Regions from separate parts of the Homo sapiens genome. Here region 1 is linked to region 2. A link is a contact called in ENCODE Hi-C or POLR2A ChIA-PET data. All regions are on one chromosome and are shown on one strand. The core of a region is the stretch at or near the end of the contact, and the rest is flanking DNA. Distances in the headings are between cores, read along the strand shown. Region 1 overlaps INPP4A (inositol polyphosphate-4-phosphatase type I A). Region 2 holds the start of ITPRIPL1 (ITPRIP like 1).

Evidence for each region. Hi-C counts contacts between places; a loop is a spot of excess contacts on that map. ChIA-PET counts read pairs that join two places held with the same protein, here RNA polymerase II (POLR2A). Pooled maps may share reads with other maps.
Region 1: a map with no recorded cell type shows a loop between it and region 2 (8-fold over the local background). The contact joins the enhancer-like site here to the promoter of ITPRIPL1 in region 2. A Hi-C loop is called at or near these places in 3 of 37 single-sample maps with no recorded cell type and 6 of 50 pooled maps. POLR2A ChIA-PET finds 5 or more read pairs at or near these places in 1 of 52 experiments (T-cell).

The regions. Positions count from the first base shown.
Region 1 is chr2:98,458,307-98,463,140 of GRCh38, reverse strand. The region is part of intron 1 of INPP4A (inositol polyphosphate-4-phosphatase type I A); the gene reads right to left. Among named protein-coding and RNA genes, the nearest start is that of INPP4A, 16 kb to the right of the region's middle. RefSeq lists an enhancer at 2,361-2,420. Within about 2 kb of position 2,105, at least 13 of the 41 ENCODE cell types and tissues checked have a DNase peak (open chromatin) inside an H3K27ac peak, as active enhancers do.
Region 2 is chr2:96,323,307-96,327,950 of GRCh38, reverse strand. ITPRIPL1 (ITPRIP like 1) reads right to left here and starts at 2,634. Exons shown (of 3, transcript NM_001008949.3): 1 at 2,386-2,634; 2 at 2,102-2,204; 3 at 1-1,309. The coding sequence starts at 2,111. RefSeq lists an enhancer at 1,947-2,447 and a silencer at 2,470-2,719.

The DNA.
Region 1 (4,834 bases), core at 856-3,355, 2.1 Mb before region 2:
GCTGGGCGCGGTGGCTCACGTCTGTAATCCCAGCACTTTCGGAGGCCGAGGCGGGCAGATCATCTGAGGTCAGGAGTTCAAGACCAGCCTGGCCGACATGGTGAAACCCCGTTTCTACTAAAAATACAAAAATTAGCCGGATGTGATGGCACACACCTGTAATCCCAGCCACTTGGGAGGCTGAGGCAGGAGAATGGCTTGAACCCGGGAGGTGGAGGTTGCAGTGAGCCAAGATTGCAACAGAGCACGATTCTGTCTTGAATAAAAATTTTAAAAAATTAAAAATTAAAAATAAATAAAAAATAAAATGTCTGTGTGTTGGCTGGACATGGTGGATCACACCAGTAATCCCAGCACTTTGAAAAGCTGAGGCAGGTGGATTGCTTGAGCCCAGGAGTTCAATACCAGCCTAGGCAACATAGCCAAACCCACAAAAAAAAATTAAAAATTAGCCAGGCATGGTGGCATACACCTGTAGTCCCAGCTACTCAGGAGGCTAAAGTGGGAAGATCACTTGAGCCTGGAAGGCAGAGGCTGCAGTGAGCCATGATCCTGCCACTACACTCCAGTCTGGTTGACAGAGTGACACCCTGTCTCAAAAAAAAAACAATAATAATTAAAAAAATAAAAGGTCTGTGTGTAACTAGAAGGTAATATTTTATTTTATTTTTATCTATTTATTTATTTATTTTTGAGACAGAGTCTCCATCTGTTGCCCAGGCTAAAGTGCAGTGGCACGATCTCGGCTCACTGCAACCTCTGCCTCCCGGGTTCAAGCGATTCTCCTATCTCAGACTCCTGAGTAGCTAGGACTACAGGCGCCTGCCACCACGCCCAGCTAATTTTTTGTATTTTTAGTAGAGATGGGGTTTCACTGTGTTAGCCAGGATGGTCTCGATGTCCTGACCTCATGATCCGCCCACCTTGGCCTTCCAAAGTGCTGGGATCATAGGCGTGAGCCACCACGCCTGGCCACTAGAAGGTAATATTTTAGAGACATGTGCCTTACAAATAGTATCTAACCATTAACTGCCCATTTCCCAAAGAAAACCCTACAGGCCAGGTCATAATTGAAATAAACGGGCAGAAGCTTAAACACGTCGTCTAACCCCACCCTCTTTTTCCAGCTAGAATGATGCTCAATCCAGCCAGAGCCTAGGCCCAGACCTCAGAGCAAGGGGGGTGCAGCTTCCTTCACAAAACTAACGTATTAGTGTGAAGCACAGGCTGGAAAGAAGCTAACAGGCATCCAGAGAGCACTGGTTGAAGAATCTGCAGCACAGCCTGGCAGCAGGCCAGCATGCAGCTGGACAATGGAACACAAAACTCCTTGTGGGCCAGTGAAACCGTCAGAAGAGGCACACAGCGAGCACGCAGCATGGCACCAGGGATGTGGAAAACTGTCTCATGTCTGCACATGCAGGCCTGCTGGCATATACACAGCATAACTTCAGAAAAAAACCCAACAAGCACATGGCATTGGTGTCTTAAGGGAGGGGACATGGATGGCTAGAGGATAGGGTAGGAAACAGGCTTTACCACATATCCTGCTATATTTTACAATTTTTAAGCCATGAAAATGTTTGCCTATTAAAACATAAAATGTTATCAAATTTGTCAAACCAAGTTAAGTACAGGGAGGTTTTTGAGAAGTCTCTCCAAGAGACATTAGTGCACAGCCAATAAGGGGATGGAAGATTTCAAGGAGCCCTGCTCTGGGGCAGGCACCCCTGCAGGTGACAGAATCAAAGCTAGGCCCACACCTGTTGCTGGCAGTGACTGCCACGGCCTTGGCAATGAGCATCCCTTGCTCTCCGCCCTTCACTTCCTTCTTCTCTGACTTGTCTCCTTCCACTCTGTTTGCCTCCTCTGCCATGTCACTACATCATGTGGCATAGTGAAGTCTATATTCCAAGTCAGAGTCCCAGTTAGAGATGGAGGGTGGTGTGGCAGAACCATGAGCCAACCCCCGTCCCTGTAATCATCTCTCACTACCAAACCACCCCCTCGCCAGCTACTGGCTCACAGGCTTGACTGTGTCTTTTTGCACTGCACCCACTGTGCAGATACCCCATGAGGTCACGGGAAGGGCGTGGCTATGGAGAAGATGGAACCGGCTGCAGCTGCCCAGCCAGCTATTTCACACTGTAGGGAGAGCCCCTGAGACAATTAATACCATTTCTAGAAACCAGCATTTCTGGGTTTCTTTACACCCCAATGCTTCCTCTTCCTCATGGTGTTTCAGCACAGTGTTTCACAGGTGGATTAGAGGGGGCGCAGACGATTCTTCTCCAATGCTGGGTTTCATTTCTGTCATTTCACAGATAACAGCTTCACCCCTGACCCCATGGGTGCCAGGGACACCCTGCCCTGTGGTCTGCATTGTGGACATCCTGCAGCAGGACCCACTGCCACACAGCGCTGGGTGAGCCGCAGCATCCACAACTGTAAAGCCAACACAGAGCGGAGACAAGGAGGCCAAGTCGCGGCCCACAATCCCCTAAAACTGGTGGTTAGAGCACAGGCATTATTGTAAGAATTACTATGATCCAAGAAAGGGTCTCCCCAAACCATGAAAATGACTATGGAACTGCTTCTGTCACTTAAAGTAATGACACAAACAAAAAGAATGAAAGAGTCTTAAAAAAGTCTGACACCCTCCAGTGTGGGATGAATGAATTCCCAAACTTTACAAAAGGCCTGAAGGGGCTCGAGCCCCCCGGGTGATCTGGCCCTGCCTCTCCTGAGCCTCCTTCCTGATGCATTGCCCCAGTCCCTCCTCATTTATCTCTGAAGACCCCCAGGTTGAGCCACTGCCCTTCCATGACACATAACTCACCCTTCCCTGAGGCCCTGTGATGCTCCCCAAAACCCACAAGAGGAAGAGGCCACCTTTCCTGGGTGCCCCTACCCTACTAGGCTTCTCTGCACCCTTGCACCTATAATACCACACTTGCATATATGTGTACATGTATATGGGGAAAATTTTTACTTTTAATTTTAAACATACACACACACACACACACACACACACACACACGATGACCAAACCCAAAGGTGTGGCACCTTCTCACCCAGAAGTGGAAGCAGACCTAGGTTCCAGCCACCTGGACAAAAGGGCTTGTGTGCCAAGGATAAAAAAGGTCACTGCTGAGAACAGGCTTCTGCCTTTGACTCAGCAAACTGACAGTTCTGGTTTCTCCCTGAGAACTTACTGGGGCAGCAGCTGTGCAGTGGATTCTGGTCTCCCCTCCTTCTCCTCAGTTAGACTGAACCTCAACTTGACCTCAGGGAAGCAGGCTGTCTTCCCAAGAGAGGCTGAGGCTTTTCTTGCTACTTTGACAAGGACAGACTAGCTTTATTCATTCGTTCACTCAACAAACATTGATTATATGCCTATTTTGTGCCAGGCACAGTGGGGCACTCTGGACCTACAAAGAAAACCAAGCTATTGTCCCTGCCCTGAAGGATGCTTAAGTCTTATGACAGCCCAGATCCATGATGTTCGCAGGGTGTGTCCATAGAGAACTCTGGCAATCTTCACACTGTGAATGCCATTGTGGGACACAATGCCCCTGTAGCATGCAGTAAAGTAGAATCTAACACTTGAGCAACTTCTCCAGACCCTCAAGGAATTACTATTAACCAGTTGCACACCAAGGAGGAGAGGGTAAGAGGGCCTCCCAAACACGGACACAGGTGTCCCCCTCAGCACTCTGCACGCCAGCCCTCCAGGGTGTCCTGGTAGACTTTCTTACTTTCATGTTGTTTTTCCTTTTGGCTACTCAGCAGCGACCCCCTTCCTCCTAATAGCTCCCTGAACTCTACCCTCCCTTAGGCCACTCAACCAGGGTAGGGAGGAGTGGGCGGGAAACCAGGTGAGGCAATCAGAGTGCTGATTTTCCCAGGTGCAGGGACCACTGGTTTAGGGGCAAGCCCCTGGCCGAGGTCTACTCAGTGTCACTCCCACTCCTGGGCCAGTCCAGACCTGAACTATCCATCTTGTCTCATGAGTGAGCGGCATTTCCGAAGGACAAAGCTCTGCCTGAGCACTATGCAATCCTGACTTGGTGTCATATTCTGTGCTCCATGAATGCTCCAATCACACTGGTGGCAAATGTGGTAAAAGTCAGTCAAAATCAAGCACTTCGGGTGCCTTTGGGCGTGTGGTGGCTACCATCCTGACGGGTGTTAGCGGGCCACAAAGAGTGTGCTGAGAGCCACCTTCCACAGTCAGCCATGCTTTGAGAACTTCGCCTCCGCTGTACTTCTCTCCCTGCCATGATCCGCCGATGCTGCCTACCCGCTTAAGGTCTGGAGATGCAATGTGGAAATCAGAGCCACATCCCCCCTGGCCATGCCTCACTCTCTGCATACATGCTGCATACTTAGGGGTCCCAACACCTTTTGTTTCTCCTGGAAAAAAAATGTGCAGCATCCCATTCATTGGGCCAGAGTCTCACCCAGGATACCAGCAGAATGGGAAAGCAAGCCCCAAAAAACACACAGAACAGCACAGCCATGAAGGGGCAGGAAGGCATTTCTATGAAGTTCGGTGGTCAGCTCCCTCAAGTAAAATACTCCACTCTCAAAGAGGAAAAAAAATCTGAATGTTTTTATGGAGAAAGAACTGGCTAGCAAAACAATCTGGAAGATAATCACTAGGCTCAGGCATCACAGGCAGCAATGATTCATCTTGGGTACCAGGAAACGTGTTGTGTTCAGTTGCTGCCTATCCGTAGCCACTCCCAGGGTAGAGAAGGTGAGAAAGGGCTATTTGATGATTTTTTTTTTCTGAGGCAGAGGCAAGCCCCTGTCACCAAGACTGGAGTGC
Region 2 (4,644 bases), core at 1,385-3,884:
GATGCTCCATGGGGTAAGCTCTGATGCTGCCGGAGACTTAAAATGATCTGGAGGCACTTGAGGTGACAGGTGTTCTCGGGGGCAAAGCGCCCCACCAGCTTCAGGAACAGGTGCTCACAGGCCACAAAGGACTCAGGCCAGTCCACACTGGTGAGCTGCTCCTGGTCAGGAGCCTGACTCACCAGGTAGACCAAGGTGTCTTCTCGTTGCACCCCCAGGACCAAGTGGATTGAGAGAAAGCGGCCTGAGCGATAGTCCAGCCGGAGCTTGCAGGAGGTGGTAGACGGTGGGAGACTGAGTTTAAAGTCATACTTGTGGGCCACAAGGGCCCAGGCATTGCCCATCATGTTCCGGAACCACTGCACAGTCTTGCACACGTCTAGGTGGAAGCCGGTGCAGAGAGCTGCCTTGATGGAGCTACTACACTTCCCCAAGACTGCCGAGGGGTCCCTGTGGTGGTGCACCAGGCACAGCACGTCCCCTAGGAGTTTCTCACGCTTGCACACACATTCTGACTCCACCAGCACACAGCCACAGCGGCGGCCCAGGGCTGGGTCCCTCATCTCCAGGACAAACATGGTGCCCTGTGGGGGGACAATGGGCACCAGGATATCAAATTTCTGGGTCTCATGGAGGGTTCCCCATTTCTCAAAGGCAGCCCCGATGCCCAGGCAGTCTTCCAATTGTGGGTGAGCCTCTTGGCGGCTGAGCACCCGACAGGCCTCAATGAGATCATCCACAAAACTCTCCACAAACTCACAGGTGCAGGGCAGGTCACGGATGGCATTTTGGACATAGTGTTTGTAAAAGGAGTCCAGGGCCTCCTGGGAGGGGAAGTCAGTAAGCCAGTTGTAAGAGGTGACAGGGACAACACGGACTTCCTCCTCCTCCTCCTCACTGCTGGAATCAAAGGCCGGTTCATGCTGCATGTTCTGTCGCAGGAGCTCAAAGACGAGAAAAAGGCAAAAGAGGCCAGTGTTCCACAGGTTTCCCAGCATCCAGCCCAGAGGCCCTTCCTGGCCATCGGCCTGGAACGGCCACCCCATGTCTTTCTTCCCCAGCACTAACTGGTCACTGGATGTGTCTCCTGTCCAGAAGTTCTCTGCCTTCTGCCTCTGCTCAGCGGCTCGCTTTCTCTCTTCAAACTCCATCTCTAGCAGGCGCATCTCCTCACTCATTCGCTTCTCCAGCTGCCGACTCCTGGCTAATGTGTCCAGGTCCATCCGATCACTGACCATCAGAGGGTGGTGAACAACATACATCACTGCCAAGAACAGCAGGCTTATCACAGCCATGGAGGCCTCTGCATCTGGAGAAGTAGGAGAGTAGGAGTCAGTGGTCATCTTCCAGACTTATCTGCTCTCTAGCTCACATTCCCCAGAGCCCTGGTACCCCAAATTCTGAAAATCAGCTACTCAGGAGGAACAGAAAGCCCACAGAGCTTGGCTTGGACACAGCAAGGGTGGTCGGCCTGGGAGGAGGTTCGAGAGAAAAGAGGGCGAAAGGATGTGCCACTCAGTCTCTCTCCTGCTTTCCTTCCACATGGTGTGGGTGGTATTTAGGCTTCCAGAAAGTGTACATGGGACTGTTTTCATTCCTGTGTAGGATGGGGAGGGGGACCCTTGTGGTAGGGTGGCCTCACCCGACTCCTCAGTCAACCATGGGCACCAGATATGACCTGCTGATCCCAGAGGCTCCCTTTTATAGCCAGAAAGCCCTGAACCTGCCTGGGTGACACCTTTCCTCTGCCCCGGCAGCCAGTTGTAGCATTCCACTTCCTCTGTGACTTCACAGTCTTCATTCTGCTCACCCAGTATGAAGTGAGCCTCATCACTCAGCCTCTCCCTCTCTGCCCAGGGAGCGCAAGAGAGGCACAGTGCCGCCAGCTGCTTGCTACGGTGCCCTCTCTGCTCCTAAGGGGCTAGTGGATACCCCGTGTGTGGGCAGGCTAGCTTCACTTCTTAGTTCAGAAAACTGTCTGCAGAACCAGGTGCCCAAGGCCTACCTGACAGCCGGCAGTGGTCAGTTCCACTGCCTCCCCACCCACCCGTGAAGCCCGAGCTTCTGCCACTCACCCTAATTCACAAGCTACCGCGCTTACCAACATTCATGAAGGACTATGCCGTGTGGACGCTGAAGCCAGCTGGGCCTATCCTCCCTTTGGAACTTGGCCTTGCTTCGTCTCCCCGCCCTCTCTAGGAGCCCTGTTAAAATGTACAAGGTACCTGGGGGCTTTGGCTCAAATCGGAACCCGACCCTCCCCCCATTCATAACTTCCCCAAATTCCACGCCCAGAGATTTGTACTCTCACCCGCCTATCCGTAGGAGGCCAAGGGCCCATCCTACCTCGGGATGTCTCCCGGGACCCAGGGCCAGGTTACTCACCGTCAGTGTTAGTAGGAACACGATCTTAAAGAGACAGCGCGGCCTGACCGCCACTGCTTTTTTCCCGGCAGGGTGGGGGCGTCCGGTTCATCGCTGGGGCCGCCCGCGGGAGTGGCCCTGCTCCCCTTTCCTGGGTTATAGACCATGCTTGTCCGAGCGTCTGAACGTCTGGCTGAGCGCGGTGGGCCCCTACGACCCCCAGCACGCGGCTCCGAGGGCGCCCGCGCGCCGCAGCCGCTCCCGCCGTCCGGGCTCCTCCCCGCCCACCCAGTACAAGCTCCTCCCCGCCCAAACCCCCGTGGCCCAGCGTGCAGGGGCAGCGGCCTCCCCACACCGGGTCTCTGTCCGCACCGAGGCCCCCGTGGGTTTGCTGGGAGAGTGGAGGGGCCGTGGCCACACACTCTCCGCTGCTCGGCCTCCCTGGGGTGGCAAATGGGGCACCGCCGTGCCTGCTGTCAGCTGCACTCAGCTCAGTTCAGTGGAGAACAGACTTACTAGGATTCGGGTGTAAGGATGATGGTGGCAAAACTAGGAATTGACCGAGAAAAGCCATTCTCACTTCGGGCTGGCCCTGAGCAAAATGGCACACGAAATAAGATGTGGTTTCAGCACCCTAAATGTGCTTCCCTCCCAGCCCACGCCCAGACTCAGGCATCTTTCCCCAACCCCTTTCTCATATCAAAGTGACTCTCATGAAAGAACAGACAGCACCCAAAGACCTTACTTGGGGCCTTGCTTGCTACTCACTGGCCACGTGGGAGTAAGAATCCTACCTACAGGGCAGCTCTGCTGATACATGGGTGTATAAAGGAGAACTTTATACGGTGTGGAGGCTGGACAAGCTTTATCACACCTTAAGAAACACAACAGAATGGGTTTCCTGAAAGGGATCTTCAGATATCAGAAAGAGCCCTTAGTCTTCCTGTCTTGTGTCAGCTATCCAAGAAGAAAAGGAAGTGATGACCCCTTGATACTAACTCACTAAAATCCCTCTGCTGAAAGACAAGTTTCAGGGTTTTTATTTGTTTGTTTGTTTTTGAGAAAGAGTTTCGCTCTGTCACCCAGGCTGGAGTGTAGTGGCACCATCTTGGCTCACTGCAGCCTACCCGCCCCAGGTTCCAGTGATTCTCCTGCCTCAGCCTACTGAGTAGCTGGGACCACAGGTGTATGCCACCATGTCCAGCTAATTTTTGTATTTTTAGTAAAGACGGGGTTTCACCATGTTGGCCATGCTGGTCTCGAACTCCTGACCTCAGGTGATCTGCCCGCCTCGGCCTCCCAAAATGCTGGGATTATATGTGTAAGCCATCACACATGGCTGGGTTTCAGGTCTTCTTATCCAGTGGCAATGTGTAGGGAGCTCCCAAACAACTTGTACAATACTTCCAAGAATACTGACTTATTTAATTGTGGAGCAGGAAAAACTGTCTGCTAGCTGACAATGACTGAAGTTCCAAAGTTACTTTTTATAAATGTGAATTATGAAAAATAGATCACAGGTTATTGAGCATTCATGCATTTGGAGCAGTAATAATGAAAGTCTCTTATCTTTTCACTTATGACATGATGTCAGGATGCAAAATATATGCTTCAGAGTGTGCAAAAACGATAATGTTTAAGACCATGTGTTTTAAAGTTGTATTATTTTAATTAACAAATAATAATTGTACATATTCATAGGGTGCACAGTCATGTTTCATACATACAATGTATAATTTCAGATTAGGGTAATTAGCATATCCATCATCTCAAACATTTATCATTTCTTTGTGTTGGGAAGGTTCAATCCTCCCTCTAGCTATTTGAAACTATATATTATTACTATTATTATTTTGTGTGTGTGTGTGACGGAGTCTTGCTCTGTCACCCAGGCTGGAGTGCAGTGGCACCATCTCAGCTCACTGCAACCTCCACCTCCTGGGTCAAGCAGTTTTCCTGCCTCAGCCTCCCAAATAGCTGGGATTACAGGCACACACCACCAAGCCCGGCAATTTTTTTGTATTTTAGTAGAGTGGGGGTTTCACCATGTTCTCGAGCTCCTGAGCTCAAGCAATCTGCCCACCTTGGCCTCCCAAAGTGCTGGGATTACAGGCATGAGCCACCATGCCTGGTCTATTATTGTTAACTGTAGTCAACCTACAGTGGTGTGAAACCCTAGTACTTAGTCCTCCCATCTGGCTATAATCTTGAATCCTTTAACAAATCCCTCCCTATCACCACCTTCCCCTCCCCTTCCCAGCCTCTAGCATCCTCTGTTCT